2 separate regions of the Homo sapiens genome follow, and region 2 is linked to region 1. Evidence: chromatin loops called from intact Hi-C (ENCODE). Cell type or tissue: GM12878. All regions are shown on one strand. Each heading gives the region's core, and the rest is flanking DNA. Links, peaks and the distances in the headings are about the cores only. Region 1 has its middle 82 kb from the start of SCAF11. Region 2 has its middle 96 kb from the start of PCED1B.

The links. A loop is a pair of places that touch in the nucleus more often than their neighbours do. Peaks named below come from ENCODE experiments on the same cell type or tissue, not always from the same donor. Only the 100,000 strongest peaks of a DNase experiment are listed, where the experiment ranks them.
Region 2: it touches region 1 in a loop (7-fold over the local background); 6 of 110 quality-filtered maps call a loop at or near these places.

The regions. Positions count from the first base shown.
Region 1 is chr12:46,070,794-46,073,703 of GRCh38, reverse strand. No RefSeq gene overlaps it. Among named protein-coding and RNA genes, the nearest start is that of SCAF11, 82 kb to the right of the region's middle. RefSeq lists enhancers at 1,217-1,266, 2,058-2,277, 1,463-2,662. In GM12878, for the core only: a CTCF peak has its summit at 1,402 (motif pointing left); a DNase peak (open chromatin) is centred at 1,373; H3K27ac peaks cover 241 bases.
Region 2 is chr12:46,982,560-46,985,469 of GRCh38, reverse strand. No RefSeq gene overlaps it. Among named protein-coding and RNA genes, the nearest start is that of PCED1B, 96 kb to the left of the region's middle. In GM12878, for the core only: a CTCF peak has its summit at 1,299 (motif pointing right); a DNase peak (open chromatin) is centred at 1,359.

The DNA of each region.
Region 1 (2,910 bases), core at 250-2,749:
AGATGTTCCAAGCTGACTCTTCAATGCTGTGGGTTTCTCAGAGATACCCACAGTGGAAATGTCCCACTGTTGATCCCTTGATATCAGCTGGCTGCTTTCGACACTTCCTTCAGTCCTGGGCTCCAATGAGGTGGGGGCCATCATCCTTCCCACGAGTCCTTTAGGACTAGTGTTTTTCTCAAACAGCTGAAAAATTATACAGTGTATTCCTGTTGTTAGTGGTTTCCCTTATTATTTTAACATTCATATTTTTAAGATCAGCTCTAACAATGTCTAGCATGAGTCAGAATCTGTATCCACTAAACAATCTTAAGAATCATAACAACATTTTACTGCCCTCTGCACTCAACCAATTCACCCATGTTGACTTAAATTTTCTTGGATTTTAATTACTGATTGTAATTAACCTTTTACAATTTATGCTAGTTTCCAGGGTACAAGACCAATTTTTTTTTGAGGCGGAGTCTCTCTCTGTCACCAGGCTGGAGTGCAGTGGTGTGATCTCCACTCACTACAGCCTCTGCCTCCTGGGTTCAAGCGATTCTCCTGCCTCAGCCTCCCGAGTAGCTGGGGTTGCAGGTGCGCACCACCACACCCAGCCAATTTTTGTATTTTTAGTAGGGCTGGGGTTTCGCCATGTTGGCCAGGATGATCTCGATCTTCTGACCTCATGATCCACCCACCTCAGCCTCCCAAAGTTCTAGGATTACAGGCGTGAGCCACCGCACCCGGAACAAGACCAATTTTATAATTTTGTTTTCCTAAACAAATGACCATCTTCCTCTGGATTCCACATACTTTCTTTACTTTGAAGAATTCCTAAAAGCAGATTGGGGTGGTTATCATTGGGAGAAGCAGACAGCACAGTGGGCAAGACCTCTGTGGCTAAGCTCACTGCTCTTCACTGCGGGCTGAGAAGGAGCATTTTTTTTACCTTCCTTTGTTTTCTGACCTGCTGTCATCTGAACATGGTCTTGGCTACTGTTCAAGCCCCTACACCCTACCCCACTTCTTATTCTTTATTTTACTCTCCAGCACTTCCTGTTATTTATTTAATGATTTTAATGTAGAATTCATGGAGGTAGGGAGTTTATTTGTGTGTTTCACTGCAGTCATAAAGCACTTCTCACTCCTAGCCCGGATCCATGAGTTACCTGCCTCAGTCATTGCCCTTAGATAAAGTAAGAAGTTACTTGGTCCATTGTGCCTTAAGGCTCTGGATACTTTGAGATCCTGCTTGTCCCCCTCCACATGGTCAGGCAGAACAGTACTTCCTTATGGTCTATTGCCACCCTGTCTATTGCTTTCACTTCTTAGCTGCCAGTAATTCTCCAGGCGGTTGGAGGAGATGGTGCCTTTTTGGGCTCCCCAATCTCGGGCTCTGGCATCCTCTAGTGGCCATTGACAGCCATGCAACTTCAGCACTGAGTTCCGGGCCTTTGCCTCCTGGCTTCCTCCCAGGTCTCATTGGTAACAATCCAACTGCAGGAGAAAAGATAAAATTGAAAAGGCGAACTCAGCACACTCTCTTCCCATCACCTCCAACATTGTCCCTTCCCCTGCTAGCACTCCTGAAGAAATTCTCAGGCAACTTGGAGACACGCCAATCTTCCTGATTTAGAAGTGTTTGTATCTGGTTTTCAGGCAAGGCACAGAGGGCTGTCTTCTAGGTCTGGAATTTACGGAGGAAGCTGAAGGTGAATAGTGCCTCCCTTTAGCAGTGGACAGACAGGAAACCTCTCTGGCTCCATAGAAGCATTAAGCTGCAGGTTCAGAGTCCCTATCAAATGACACGACTACCAACACTATCTGAAGACTTGCCAGGGAATGTGTGTGTCAGTGACCTTTATCTGCAGGTCAGGTGCCTCCACCTAATACTAAAAGGAGACTATTTAGCTGTGAGGTTTTAGTTCCCAGAAGGACTCCAGTGGGACTTAGTGGGAGGAGGAGGTCATGCATGTTGTTAATAGCTTGGACTTGCCTTTTCTCCAAAGGGCCCCATCTGCTCCTTGCCCAGTGCTCCAGCCACAGGGAATGGTATTCCACCTTCTCGTGGCCGTGGGGTTAGTCGGGGGAACTTCTTCTAAGTAGGTAATTAGAGACTCAGATGCTGGGCAGATCTGCACCTCACATGACAAAGGATGCCATCACGGGAAGAGGAGGGCCTGCTCTTGCCACCCTGTGGCAAGTCAGGGCAAGTCAACAGCAAGTCAAAAGCTCATGACCAGTGATCTCCTAGAACAGAGAGTGGCAAAGTGTGGCCTGTGGGTCAAACCCAGCCTGCCTCCCATTTTTGTATGGTCCGTGAGCTAAGACTGCTATTTACAATTTTAAGTCATTGAAGAAAATCAAAAGAAGAATAAAACTTCATGATGCATGAAAATTATATGAAATTGAAATGTCCAAGTCCATAAATAAGGTTTTACTGGGACACAGCCAAACTGATTTGTTTATACATTGTCTACAGATGCTTTAGTATCACAGTGTCAGAACTGAATAGCTGCAGCGGAGACCACAGGATCTACAAAACCCAAAAGATTTTCTCTCTGGCCCTTGATAGAAAAAATTTGCTAACCTTTTCCCTGTAAGACGCGTGCCCTTGAATTCATCACAGACTTTGAGGGGACCTGATTGGATGAAGTAAAGAATTCATTCTGGAGCCTCATAGAGAATGAGTTTACATTGTGAAGGCCCTAACTGAAGATCTTGTATTTAATCCATTAGTCCTTGGGGAGCCTTCAAAGTTGGTGCCAAGATAAAAGCAGCACATTCTAGAGAATGGCATCAATGGGTGGGAAGAACTGAATGAGAGGAGAATTCTAAGGTAGGGATACCAGTGGTGAGGCATAAGTGTTGAGAGCTTAAAGAGTGTCCAGGAAGAGGAAGAACTGGTTAGTGGTAGAATGCTGG
Region 2 (2,910 bases), core at 188-2,687, 910 kb before region 1:
ACAGAGTCTCTGTCGCCCAGGCTGGAGTGCAGTGGCACGATCTCGGCTCACTGCAAGCTCCGCCTCCCGGGTTCACGCCATTCTCCTGCCTCAGCCTCTCCGAGTAGCTGGGACTACAGGCGCCCGCCACCACGCCCGGCTAATTTTTTGTATTTTCAGTAGAGACAGGGTTTCACCGTGGTCTGTATCTCCTGACCTCGTGATCCGCCCGCCTCGGCCTCCCAAAGTGCTGGGATTACAAGCGTGAGCCACCGCGCCCGGCCGAAATTTCTTTTCTTTAAGAATGATAAAAATAGGCAGCGAATCACCCCTGGCTTATGAGGTTTCTGTTGAGACATCCGCTGTTAGTCCCTTTGTATGTGATCTGACCTCTTTCTCTAGCTGCCTTTAAGATTTTTTCTTTGGTGTTGACCTTGGACATTCTGGTTACAATACACCTTGGTGATGTTCATTTTGCATAGTATCTCACAAGTGTTCTGTAGATTTCTTATATCTGGATATTTGCTTCTCTAGCAAGACTAGGAAAACAATATTGAATTATTCCCTCAAATATATTTTCCAGGTTGTTTTCTTTTCCTCCGTTTTTTTCAGGAATGGTGATAATTTATAGGTTTAGTTACTTTAAATTATCTCATATTTTTCAAAGACTCTTCATTTTCAAAAATTATTTTTCTTTATTTTTGTCTGACTGAGTTAGTTCAAAAGACTAGCCTTTAAGCTCTGAAATTCTTCTGCTTGGTTCAGTCCATTGAGAAATCGTTCAATTGTATTTTGAAATTCCTTAAGTGAGTTTTTAAATTCCAGAAGTTATGATTGATTTCTTTTGAAGATGTTTATCTCTTCCTGCATTTCCCGAATTGCTTTAGGAGTTACTTTGTGTTGATTTTCAACCTTAGCTCAGATCTCCTTCAGCTTCTTTGCAATTCATGCTTTGAATTCTTCCTCTGTCATTTCTTAGTTTCCATATTCATTACGGACAATTGCTGGAGCCGTTAGTGTGATCCTTTAGTGGTGTTATTACATTCAGATTTTTCGTTGTGCTAGAATTCTTGCACTGGTTCCTTCTCATCTGGAGATGCTGTAGTTATAATTTTTGTAACTATTTTCCTCCAGGTAGGATTTTTTCTCTTTCCTTCTTCTCCTGTGATATTACTGTTTCTTTCTTCTTTCCCTTTCCCTTACTCCCTGGGGTGTGACTGCAGAGAGTGCTGGGTAGGGTCTTTTGACTTTGCTTTTATATCCCTAGGCACTTCTGTTGGCAGATTTTATATTGGGCTGTGCAGTTCAACCCACAAGCCAGTAGATGGTGCTTTTTGTAAGCGCTGCCTATGGCCAATGATCTGGTTATATACCTGATCTTTGTTTACAGAGAAGCTCTCTGTTGCCTTAGGCAGTAGGCTGATTCTTAGAGTGAACAGTGGTCCAAGTTCCCTTAACGCTGTGGGGTGGGGGGCAAGATGTGTAAGGCTGGACCTGGCAGGTCCATTTACAAGTCCCTTGATGGCAGGGACAAGTACCAGTGCCAATGGGGAATCCAGTGGGCAGCCACCAAGTGCCCAGAAGTGTGTTTAGGCAGGAAGCTGAGAAATCTCCTTGGCCCCAAGTTCTCTGCATGGGGATGGGGTGGGCTAAAGTCCTAATCCAGAAGATTGGGTGCTCCTGAAGCCTAGAGATCTGCCTGGGCTTGAAACAAAGAGGGCCCCTATGCACCCAGATAATTGCACAGGAAGGGTGGAGTGGCTCAGCCTGCCAGTCTAGGCAAGCAGGTGCTTTGGATGCCTGAAGGTCTGCCTGGGTGTAGAGTCGAGATGGCCCAGTTGCACTATGGTCTATGCACAGGAAGAATGCAGGGAGTGAAGCTGCTGTTCCAGGTGAGTGAGTGCTCCAAATGCCAGGAGATCTGCCTGGGTGTGAAGTAGAACTCCCCCTCCTCCCATTCCCCCATAACCCACACAGGATCCCTGCACAGGAAGGGTGGGGTGACTGAGACTGCTAGTCCATGCAAGCAGTTGCTCCACATATCTGGAGATCTGCCTACACGTGGAGTGGAGAGGGCTTCACTGCAGCACAATCTATGCACAGGAAGGCTGGAGGGGTTCAGGTGGCTGATCCAGGTGAGAGGGTGGTCTGAATACCTGGAGATTTGCCTGGGTGTGGATCAGAGAGGACTCCACTGTACTGTAATCTCAGAAGAGCAGGCTGGGGCACCCAACAATAGCACATGGAGACTGGTTCCATGTTACCAAGCTGGCTGTAGCTGCAAGTCTTATTGTCCAGGAGAAACTGCAGCTGTAGCAGCTCTCCTGCCCCAGGCCTGCCACAGTGGAGAGTACAGTTCTAATGCCTTCTGCTGAGGTGATTTTCACAGTTCTGGCTGTGGAGGCCCCTACCCCACTTCAGAGCAGGCACTCCAATCTCTGGCCTGAGACCAAAATACCTGTGAGGCCATCCTGCCGGATTGCCAAATAATGGCTGACATTGTATGCACCAGGATAAAACATGGCGTCCTGCTCTTGTTCCCAGGTCTGATAAAATGGCTTCAGGTTTTCCCAGTGTCTTTCCCTCACAACATCTCCATCTTCATCCCAAGTTAGCTCCAGGGCTTGGGAGAAACAAAGTGCTCTCCTTTGGCCTTGGTTACTCAAATCCCCATTGGAAAGGTGAGTCACAGAGGGAGGCTGTCTGCCTCTTTTGTGTGGTGGGGCTTCACTCACTTATTAGCCAGATGCCATCACAGGGGCTGTTTGCCCACATTTGCCTTCCCAGGATCTGGAGTTTCCTTTACAATTCTGGTGGATTCTCATTTTCCTTCTTGAATTAAAGGTCACAGAGTTAATCTTTATGCCTGAGGCAGGCTAAAAGCGTCTAATTTGCCGTATAGGAAAAAGTATCCCTGCCTTTTAATTGGGA